Regions from separate parts of the Homo sapiens genome. Here region 2 is linked to region 1. Evidence: read pairs that join two places in POLR2A ChIA-PET (ENCODE). Cell type or tissue: Panc1. All regions are shown on one strand. Links, peaks and the distances in the headings refer to the core of each region. The heading gives the core; the rest is flanking DNA. Region 1 has its middle 6.8 kb from the start of LINC01775. Region 2 overlaps GNG7 (G protein subunit gamma 7).

Region 1 (5,367 bases), core at 48-5,047:
GAAAGCGCCTTTGCAAAAGTTCTATCAGTGAGAAAAAAAAATTTTTTTTTTTTGAGACGGAGTCTCGCTCTGTCGCCCAGGCTGGAGTGCAGTGGCACAATCTCGGCTCACTGCAACCTCCGCCTCCCGGGTTCAAGCGATTCTGCTGCCTCAGCCTCCCAAATAGCTGGGACTACAGGCACGCGCCACCATGCCCAGCTAAGTTTTGTATTTTTAGTAGAGATGGGGTTTCACCATGTTGGCCAGGATGGTCTCGATCTCATGACCTCGTGATCCGCCCGCCTTGGCCTCCCAAAGTGCTGGAATTACAGGCGTGAGCCACCACGTCCAGCCGAGAAAATTATAACAGTAGGCTAAACTAACTAACCCCCATCTTGCCTTAATTATTCCTGGGCTATTGGGCCCAGCTAACTTGGGAAGACATTTAGGCTACAGTTTAAGTGATAGTAGACCTTGCACAAAACCCAACAGCTTTTGTCAAGCTAACCTGAGGCCTTCAGGTTGAGGGAGGAGGGGAGCCTGACATCTGTTAAGGTGCAAACGTTATTCTGGAGGTTATAAGATATGCAGCTTCCAGGCCAGGTGCGGCGGCTCACGCCTGTAATCCCAGCACTTTGGGAGGCCAAGGCGGGTGGATCACTTGAGGCCAGGAGTTCAAGACCAGCCTGGCCAACATGGTGCAACCCCATCTGTACTAAAAATACAAAAATTAACCAGGCTTGGTAGCCCATGCCTGTAGTCCCAAATACTTGGGAGGCTGAGGCAGGAGAATCGCTTGAACCTGGGAGGCAGAGGTTGCAGTGAGCCGAGATCTCACCACTGCACTCCAGCCTGGGCGACAAAGCGAAACTCAGCATGCAAAAAAACAAAAAAAAAACAAAAAAAAAACAAAAAAAAAGAGATGTGGTTCCCCCAATTACTCCTGCAAATAACACCATTATTGTAGTTTGGCCTTTTGAGATGTCTTTCCACGTGTTTTGCATGTCTGACACCCGTGGCTCCACCTGGACTGACAACCCTGCTCCTGAGGTTCCACACAGAAGCGATCTGGCCGGCAGGAGGACCCCTGCAACCTGCTGTGAGTCCATCTCTGCCCCCAACCAACCAGCAGCAAGCACCTGTTTACCTGGCCCACTCCCACTCCTTCCCACAAAACTGCCCTTGAAAAACCCCTAACCTAGGCTGGGCGTGGAGGCTCACGCCTGGAATCTCAGCACTTTGGGAGGCTGAGGTGAACGGATCACCTGAGGTTAGGAGTTCGAGACCAGCTTGGCCAACATGGTGAAACTCCATCTCCACCAAAAAAAAAAAAAAAAAAATTAGCTGGATGTGGTGGCGTGCACCTGTAATCCCAGCTATTCAGAAGGCTGAGGCGGGAGAACCTCCTGAACCCAGGAGGCAGAGGTTGCGAATTGCTTGAACCCAGGAGGCAGAGGTTGCAGTGAGCTGAGGTGGCGCCACTGCACCCCAGCCTTGGTGACAGAGCGAGACTCGTCGCAATAAAGAAAAACCTCTAACCTATGAGGTTTGAACAAGTTGATTTATGAATTCCATCTCCCACGTGGCGTGGCCAGCCTCATGTCTATTAAACTCTTTCTCTACTACAATGCTGTGGTCTCTTTCTCTTTCGTTGTTTCCTTTCTTTTCTTTTTTTTTTTTTTGAGACAGTCTCACCCTGTTGCCCAGGCTGGAGTGCAGTGGCTCAATCTCAGCTCACTGCAATCTCCGCCTCCCGGGTTCAAGCGATTCTCCTGCCTCAGCCTCCCGAATAGCTGGGATTACAGGCGCCCGCCACCACTATGCTCGGCTAATTTTGTATTTTTAGTAGAGACGGGGTTTCTCCATGTTGGCCAGGCTGGTCTCGAACTCCCGACCTCAGGTGATCTGCCCACCTCGGCCTCCCAAAGTGCTGGGATTACAGGTGTGAACCACCGCGCCCAGCCTCTATTTTTTTTTTTTTTTTAAGTAAAATACTTTGTTAGACTGGGGGTCTCCCTATGTTGCCCAGGCTGGTCTCAAACTCCTGGACTCAAGGAATCCTCCCACTTTGGCCTCCCAAAGTGCTGGGATTACAGGCGTGAGCCCCTGCACCCAGTCACGTGGTCTTTCTTTATGCAGTGGGCAGGAAGAACCCCTGCATAGCGGGGTGTGGTGGCCCATGCCTGCAATCCCAGCTATTTGGGAGGCTGAGATGGGAAGATTCCTTAAGTCAGGAGTTCAAGGCTGCAGTGAGCTGCGATGTCACTGCATTCAAGCCTGGGCAATAGAGCGAAGCCCATCTCTAAGAAAAAAAAAAAAAAAAAAATTAACCACCCTGGGGGATCACTGGAGCCAGGCCCGAAGCTGCCCACCATGCTAGCATTGTCTGCAATGCCTGCTGCCGGGGGTTCCAGCTGTTCCGATGTCTGTGAGCAAGTGTGTAAGTTGTAAAATACTCAGTGCAAGGCGAATGATTCCTGTCCATTGTGTAGCAAGAAATTTTGCCTCGACCAGAGAGAGATCTGGCTTTTGTTTCAGCCACTGGGAGGTGACTCTTAGGCCCCAGGAATGTCCTGCCTGATGGATATACCGTTCTGTTTTTTTTTTTTTTTTGAGACAGAGTCAGAGTCTCACTCTGTCTCCCAGGCTGGAGTGCAGTGGTGCGATCTCAGCTCACTGCAAGCTCCGTCTCCCGGGTTCAAGCGATTCTCGTGCCTCAGCCTCTCGGAGTAGCTGGGATTACAGGCGCCTTCCGCCACACCCAGCTAATTTTTGCATTTTTAGGAGAGAGGGGGTTTCACCATGTGGGCCAGGCTGGTCTCGAACTCCTGACCTCAAGTGATCCATTCGCCTTGGCCTCCCAAAGTGTTGGGATTACAGGTGTGAGTCACCGCGTCCGGCATTCGAGTGGCTTTCGAGGTCACTACAGTAGGGGAGGTGTACGGAGCACTTTCTATGCCAAGCCCATTCTAGGTCCTTGTTTTGGGTAAACATTTCCACAACCTGACTTTTCCCATGAAAAGAGGGAGTTTCAGGGAGGCTAAGCCACCAACCCAAGGACACACAGCTGATGACGGCTGCAGGTGGGATTTGAACCAGGCAAACGTGACCTCAGACAGAGCCTCTCCTTCTCCCTCTCTCTGCGAGGCATAGTCCCAGACCTGCCAGCCTCTTGCTGTGCACAGTTTCCCTGCCCCTCCCCTGCCACTGTCCTCAGAATTTCCCAAATGTGCCTCAGCCTTCGCCGTAGCCTCCGCTGCCACCTGGCGTGGTGATCCCACCTCCTCCCACCCCAGGCCTGTCTTACAAATGTCTGCAAGTTCAAATGATGACTCAGCTCCATCCCGAAACCTCTCCTTGGGGACAGGAGTCATGTCTTGCTCGTTTTGTTCATCTTTGCAGAAAAACATGATGTCAGAGCCCAGCCGCTGCCAATCACTTCCTGGCTACATCCGGAGTGACACGCAGACCCCTCCCCGCAGCCCCCAAAGCCCGTCTCTGTGAGCTCATCTTCCCGGCTCTCCCTCTTGCTTACTCTGTTCCACCCCCAGGGCCTCCTTGGGATTCCTCAAATGCAACAGGTGAGGTCCTGCGTCAGGGCCTTTTCAAACACTGTGCCTGCTGCCTGGGACCTCTGCCCCCAGAGCCCCTTGAACCTGACTTTTTACCGTTTTTTTTTTTTGAGACAGAGTCCTGCTCTGTTGTCCAGGTGGGGTGCAGTGGCATGATCTCGGCTCACTGCAATGTCTACCTCCCAGGCTCAAGTGAGTCTCCTGACTCGGCCTCCTGAGTAGCTGGGATTACAGGCATCTGCCACCACGCCTGGCCAACTTTTTGTATTTTTAGTAGAGACGGGGTTTCGCCATGTTGTCCGGGCTAGTCTCGAACTCCTGACCTCAAGTGATCTGCCCTCCTTGGCCTTCCAAAGTGCTGGGATCACAGGCATGAGCCACTGCACCCAGCCCGCCCCCACTTTTTTTTTTCTTTTTGAGGCAGGGCCTTGTTTTGTCGCCCAGGCTGGAGTGCAGTGGTGCGATCATAGCTCACTGCAGCCTCAAACTCCTGGGCTCAAGTGATCCTCCTGCTTTAGCCTCCCGAGTAGTTGGGACTACAGGTGTGCCCATCAGACCTGGCTAATTTTTAAAAAATTATTTGTGGCTGCGTGCGGTAGCTCACACCTGTAATCCCAGCACTTTGGGAACTCGAGGCGGGTGGATCATGAGGTCAGGAGTACGAAACCAACCTGGCCAAGATGTGAAACCCCATCTCTACTAAAAATTAGCCGGGCGCAGTGTAATCCCAGCTACTTGGGAGGCTGAGGCAGAAGAATCACTTGAACTCGGGAGGCAGAGGTTGCAGTGAGCTGAGATTGTGCCACTGCACTCCAGCCTGGGAGACAGAGAGAGACTTCGTCTCAAAAAAAAAAAAAAAAAAAAAGGCCAGGCGTGGTGGGTAACACCTGTAATCCCAGCATTTTGGGAGGCCGAGGTGGGCGGATCACGAGGTCAGGAGATCGAGACCATCCTGGCTAACACGGTGAAACCCCATCTCTACTAAAAATACAAACAATTAGCCGGGCGAGGTGGCGGGCGCCTGTAGTCCCAGCTACTCTGGAGGCTGAGGCAGGAGAATGGCGTGAACCTGGGAGGCGGAGCTTGCAGTAGCCGAGATCACACCACTGCACTCCTGGGTGACAGAGCCTGGGTGACAGAGCGAGACTCCGTCTCAAAAAAAAAATTATTTGTAGAGATGGGAGTCTTGCCAGGTTGCCCAGGCTGGTCTCGAACTCCTGAGCTCAAGCGATCCTCCCCACTTGGCCCCCAAGGGGCTGAGATTACAGGCATGAGTCTACCCTTAGAGACAGAGGCTGCACGAAGTCATGATCACACCACTGCACTCCAGCCTGGGCAATACAGGGAGACCTTGTCTCAAAAAAGAAAAAGAGAAAGGAACTAATCTCATTAGAAGACTCCACTCTCATGAGCTCATCTGACCCTAATCACTTCAAAGCCCCCCCGCAACACCGTGCCCAGCCTGCAGTACGTTTTTTTATTTTTTATTTTTATTTACTTATTTTTTTGAGATGGAGTCTTGCTCTGTCACCCAGGCTGGAGTGCAGTAGCGCGATCTCGGTTCACTGCAAGCTCCACCTCCTGGGTTCACACCATTCTCCTGCCTCAGCCTCCTGAGTAGCTGGCACTACAGGCGCCCGCCACCACGCCCGGCTAATTTTTTGTATTTTTAGTAGAGACAGGGTTTCACTGTGTTAGCTGGGATGGTCTCGATCTCCTGACCTCGTGATCTGCCCACCTCAGCCTCCCAAAGTGCTGGGATTACAGGCGTGAGCCACCACACCCGGCCACATTTTTTTTTTAACTCTGAATGAAT
Region 2 (5,367 bases), core at 298-5,297, 150 kb after region 1:
CTCGAACCGGGGAGGTGGAGGCTGCACTGAGCGTTGATCGCGCCACTGCTCTCCAGCCTGGGCGACAGAGGGAGATTCTGTCTCTAAAAAAATAAAAAGTAAAAGTAAAAGTAAATAAAAATAAAAATCTTTTTTTTTTTTGAGATGGAGTCTCGCTCTGTCACCAGGCTGAAGTGCAGTAGTGTGATCTCAGCTCACTGCAACCTCCGCCTCCCGAGTTTAAGCGATTCTCCTGCTTCAGCCTCCCCAAGTAGCTGGAACTACAGGCACCCGCCACCACGCCCAGCTAATTTTAGTATTTTTAGTAGAGACCGGGTTTCACCATGTTGGCCAGGATGGTCTCGATCTCTCAACCTCGTGATCCGCCTACCCTGGCCTCCCAAAGTGCTGGGACTACAGGTGTGAGCCAGCGCGCCCGGCCAAATCTTTCTTTCTTTTTAATAATTGGATTGACTTTGGTCTACGGTCTCCCCTGGGGCCCCATCCTTCTCTGGGGTGGGGCCATCCTGGGCACTGCAGGGTGCTCAGCAGCATCTCTGACCTCCGCCCACTCCATGCCAGGAGCATCCCAGTTGTGATAACCACACGTCCCCAAACATCGCCCAGTGCCCCCTGGGGGGCAGCATCACCCACATTTAAAAACAGTTCCAGGGTAGCAGCCTGCAAAGAAGGTGTGTCTGGGACCTGGGCATTTCATATCGGGGTGACCCAGCCTGGGAGAGGGGAGGGGCCTCAGTGAGAAGACTGAAGCCAGGACCCCCCCCAGGCAGGACCCAGGCTCCCACGGCACAAAAGCCCCAGGTCCAGGGTTCCTGGAAATGTTTTAAAATCCAGTCGACAAAAGATGAATAAAATACTTGTGAGTGTATAATCATGAATCCAGCCTGGATTCTGTTTGTCTTTATGCCAAGACAATTGTAAAATACAGCTTAGAATTTTTTTTTTTTTTTGAGAAATTTTTTTTTTTTTTTTGAGAGTCTTGCTGTGTCGCCCAGGCAGCGGTGCGATCTCGGCTCGCTGCAACTTCCACCTCCCAGTTCAAGCAATTCTCCTGCCTGAGCCTCCTGGGTAGCTGGGACTACAGGTACCCACCACCACACCCGGCTAATTTTGTATTTTTAGTAGAGACGGGTTTTCACCATGTTGGCCAGGATGGTCTCGAACTCCTGACCTCAGGTGATCCGTCCGCCTCGGCCTCCCAAAGTGTTGAGATTACAGATGTGAACAACGGTGCCTGGCCAACGTCGGACATTTTTAGAGCGGAGGAGGTAGCCTAGGAGGGCAAATGTGCCCCAGGCCCTGAGTGTCCCAACATGGCCCTGCAGCCAGGTAGAACCAGCCAGGGAAAGGGATGGTGTTTAAGGGACGTGGAAAAGGAATTCAGACAAAGAATTTCTGATGCAAGTTTAACCCGGCTGGTGGCTGCAGCCTACTTCCTGCTACAGGCTGCACAGTCTCTTGCTGAATTAGCACCTACGTTGAATTAGGTGAGTTTGCTTGAACTATACGTTGAATTAGGTGTTGAATTAACACATAGGGGGGCTTTGGGCTCTCAGCCCCTCATCTAAAGTCCATTGTCTCAAGCCACTGCCTCATTGGAAGAGCAGGTGTCTACACTACCTGGAGAGGGGGAGATCCTGCATTAATTATTTGGGGAGAATGCAATCTGTCCCCGCTCCTGCTCACAGTAGATACAAGAATAAACTCCCGACGGGGCAGATGGCATAAACCAGGGGGACCCCCAGCTCCTGGGACTCTTCCTCCTCTCTCCCTCCCCACTCAGGGTGTGGATTTCAATGTGTGCAGCCTCCTGGGACCTCAGTAGGAGAGATGGTCACGGAATGCAGAGTCTCTTGGGGAATCTGTGGATTCCCCTAACCTGGGCGGGGGGTCTCAATCAGGGGTGATCCTGCCCCCAGGGGACACTGGGCAATGTCTGGGGACATTTGTGGTTGTCATGCCTGGAGGTGCTCCCGGCATGGAGTGGGTGGAGGCCAGGACGCCACTCAGCACCCTGCAGTGCCCAGGATGGCCAGACCCCAGAGGATCTAGCCCCAGATGTCCACAGTACCTAGCAGGAGAGATCCTGATTTAATTAATTGGTGAGGGGGAAGATCAAGGGACCCTGGCTATGCCAAGAAACTCGGACTGCAGCAGTGTGTGGATCCTGAATGAGAAAGGTGCGAATCAGACAGAAGCTCGCAGCCTAAGGCCAGCGAAGGCCACGGCCACAGCGACATCTAAAGGCCGGCAAGTGCAATGCAGAATCCACCCAGGGAACTCGGGCCCCGCGCCTACCCCCGGGGTAAAGGGGGCCAGCCTCGCACAGGTGGGTCCGTTGCAGGCGTCTGTTGCGAGACCACATCCTCACCACCCGGTGAACGGCACTGGGAGCAGACTCAAGAGGCTCGAGAGGTCCCAGGAGGGCGGGAAGAGAGTTCCCCCAGCTACAGCCTGAGCATGGTCGCCAGAAAGCAGGTGCGGCGACTTTCCCTAGCACCCTCTCCCTGCCCTCTGTGTACCCGCAGGGGGGCCCTGCACGTCGGGTCTCAGGCACATGTGTGGTGAAATGCACACAACAAAAAAGCTCCCTTTCCAGACATCCAGTGGCATTCGTGCAGCCATCATCTCTAGCTAGCTCTAGAACATTCTCAGCCCCCCAAAAAGACACCCCATCCCTATCAGCTGTCACTTCCCATCCCCCTCCCCAGCCCCTGGCACCCACACATCCCCTTCCTGCCTCTCTAGACTGGCCTGTCCTGGACATTTCATAGAAATAGGATGACACACTGTGTGGCCTTTTGGATCTGGCATCTCTCACTGAGTGTGACATCCTCAAGGGGCATCCAGGCTGCACGTGGCCTGGGTCAGAGTCTCGTTCACGGCTGAGTCTCGTTCCAGTGTGTGGAGGGCCACGCTGTTTATCTATTTACCCACGGACGGACACTTGGGTCATTTCCACCTTTTAGCCATTGTGAATCGTACTGTATGAACATTTGTGGCAAGGTTCTATTTGAACACCTGCTTCCAATTCCTCTGGGCAGATAACTAGGAGCGGAATTGCTGGGTCATGTGGCGACTCCGCGTTCAGCCTTTTGAGGAACCACCAGACTGGTTTCCAAGGCGGCTGCCCCATCTTGCATCACACATCAATTCTCAATGCCAAGGCGTTCCTCAGCTTTTAAACAAGGCACTGAGGCAGGAGGCAGGCAGCTGATTGTTGAAGGTCACCCCGTAGCCATTGGCAGAGCCAGAACTTGCAGCTGTGATTTGTGCCGCGGCTCCTGCCCAAGCCCTCCTTCCCTGGCTTCAGTGCTGGGCTGGGCAAGGTGTGTGGAATAGCCCCGCTTTCTAGGCCACTTTCGGGGTACTGGGCGGCCACTGTCTGGTCTGAAGGTGCCATCTGTGACACTCTTTTTTTTTTTTTTGAGACGGAGTCTCGCTCTGTCGCCCAGGCTGGAGTGCAGTGGCGCGATCTCGGCTCACTGCAAACTCCACCTCCCAGGTTCCCACCATTCAGGCTCCCCCAGACCTCCGCCTCCAGGGAGCCCTCCAGAATGTCCTTCCTCCTGCCTTCAATGCTCCTCCCCATCCTGCAGGGGTCGGCAAGGATGTCCTCTCCTTAGAGACCTTCCTGGACACCACGTGGCACAGACTCTGTCCTCTTGGTGCCACCTCATCCTATTTTCTTTGTCTTTTCCGGTTTTTTTTTTTTTTTTTTTTTTTTTTGAGATAGGGTCTTGCTCTGTTGCCCAGGCTGGAGTGCAGTGGTGCAGTCACAGCTCACTGCAACCTCAGCCTCCTGGGCTCAAGTGATCCTCCTGCCTCAGCCTCCAGAGTAGCTGGAACTACAGGCACCCACCACCACGCCTGGCTAATTTTTTTGTATTTTTAGTAGACATGGGGTTTCACCATGTTAGCCAGGATGGTCTCGATGTCCTGACCTCATGATCTGCCCGCCTCGGCCTCCCAAAGTGCTGGGATTACAGGCATGAGCCACCACGCCTGGCCCATCTGTGAGATTCTGAAGAGCCACTGCTGAGCAATTAAGCTGCCCTCTGCAGTGGGAAATTTTCTTTGCAAGGAAGCAGCAAGGCGGAGGAGGCAGGAGGGTTCCCTAAGATTGTGCACCCACGGCAGCCAGCAATGTGCCTGACACAGTGAAGGGCCTCGGCAAAGGGGCGCCTCCTGTCCCCTTCAAATCCTTACGGGCCACCCCAGGATCTGGTGACCTGGAACAGACTCCTGTATGGGCCTTTTTCCCCTGGTGCCAGCAGGGAACAGGGCAGGATGGAAAAAACACCCAGTAGCCAGTGGCCCACTGATGTCACCAAGCTGCAGGGCTGCCCAGCATTGATTAAACACAGCTGGTGTGGGCCAGGCATGGCACCTCACACCTGTGATCCCAGTGCTTTGGGAGGCTGAGGCGAGAGGATCCCTTGAGCTCAGGAGTTCAAAACCAGCCTGGGCAAAATAGTGAGACCCCATCTCTAATTTATTATTATTATTTTGAGCCGGAGTCTCGCTCTGCTGCCCAGGCTGGAGTGCAATGGCACGATCTCGACTCATTGCAACCTCTGCCTCCCGTGTTCCAGCGATTCTCCTGCCTCAGCCTCCCGAGTAGCTGGGATTACAGGCGTGTGCCACCGTGCCCAGCTAATTTTTGTATTTTTAGTAGAGATGAGGTTTTGTCATGTTAGCCAGGCTAGAGACTCCATCTCTATTAAAAAACAAACAAAGAAAGGCTGGGTGTGGTGGCTCATGCCTATAATCCCAGCACTTTGGGAGGCCAAAGCGAGCGGATCACCTCAGGTCAGGAGTTTGAGACCAGCCTGACCAACAGGGAGAAACCCCGTCTCTCCTAAAAATACAAAATTAGCCGGGCATGGTGGCGGGTGCCTGTAATCCCAGCTACTCAGGAGGCTGAGGCAGAATTGCTTGAACCCGGGAGGCAGAGGTTGCAGGTTGCAGTGAGCCGAGATCACGCCATCGCACTCCAGCCTGAGCAAAACCCCATCTCAAAAAAAAAAACCAGACAAATATAGCTGGTGGGTTCTTGGGCAAGGCTGGTGACCAGGGCCCTAGGGGAGGATGTTTCCAAGAGCTGCCAAGAGCAGTGGGGCCCGGGTTCTGCCCGCCTCTTCCTCTGACTGTTTCCTCATCTGGGGTCACGGGATAAGTGCAGCTCCGCCTCCCTGGTCATGCAGGTGACTGTGAATGAAAGTGTCTTGGAATCAGAAGGTTCTGGCATGAAAGCTTTGCACCAGCCTTCCACCAGTGTGCTGCCCAGCACGTGACTATCGGAAAAACTTTAGCTTATTTCAGCCTAATTACATTCCGTTAACCCAAAGTCTCTGACGTTCAGGG

Evidence for each region. ChIA-PET counts read pairs that join two places held together with the same protein. Peaks named below come from ENCODE experiments on the same cell type or tissue, not always from the same donor. Only the 100,000 strongest peaks of a DNase experiment are listed, where the experiment ranks them.
Region 2: POLR2A ChIA-PET joins it to region 1 with 8 read pairs; 34 of 35 experiments call an interaction of 5 or more read pairs at or near these places.

Annotation. Positions count from the first base shown.
Region 1 is chr19:2,466,284-2,471,650 of GRCh38, forward strand. No RefSeq gene overlaps it. Among named protein-coding and RNA genes, the nearest start is that of LINC01775, 6.8 kb to the left of the region's middle. RefSeq lists an enhancer at 3,268-3,367. In Panc1, for the core only: no CTCF peak of the experiment used is centred there; no DNase peak of the experiment used is centred there; H3K27ac peaks cover 844 bases.
Region 2 is chr19:2,611,752-2,617,118 of GRCh38, forward strand. All of the region lies in intron 2 of GNG7 (G protein subunit gamma 7), which reads right to left. Among named protein-coding and RNA genes, the nearest start is that of MIR7850, 16 kb to the right of the region's middle. In Panc1, for the core only: CTCF peaks have their summits at 677 and 2,239; no DNase peak of the experiment used is centred there; H3K27ac peaks cover 1,348 bases.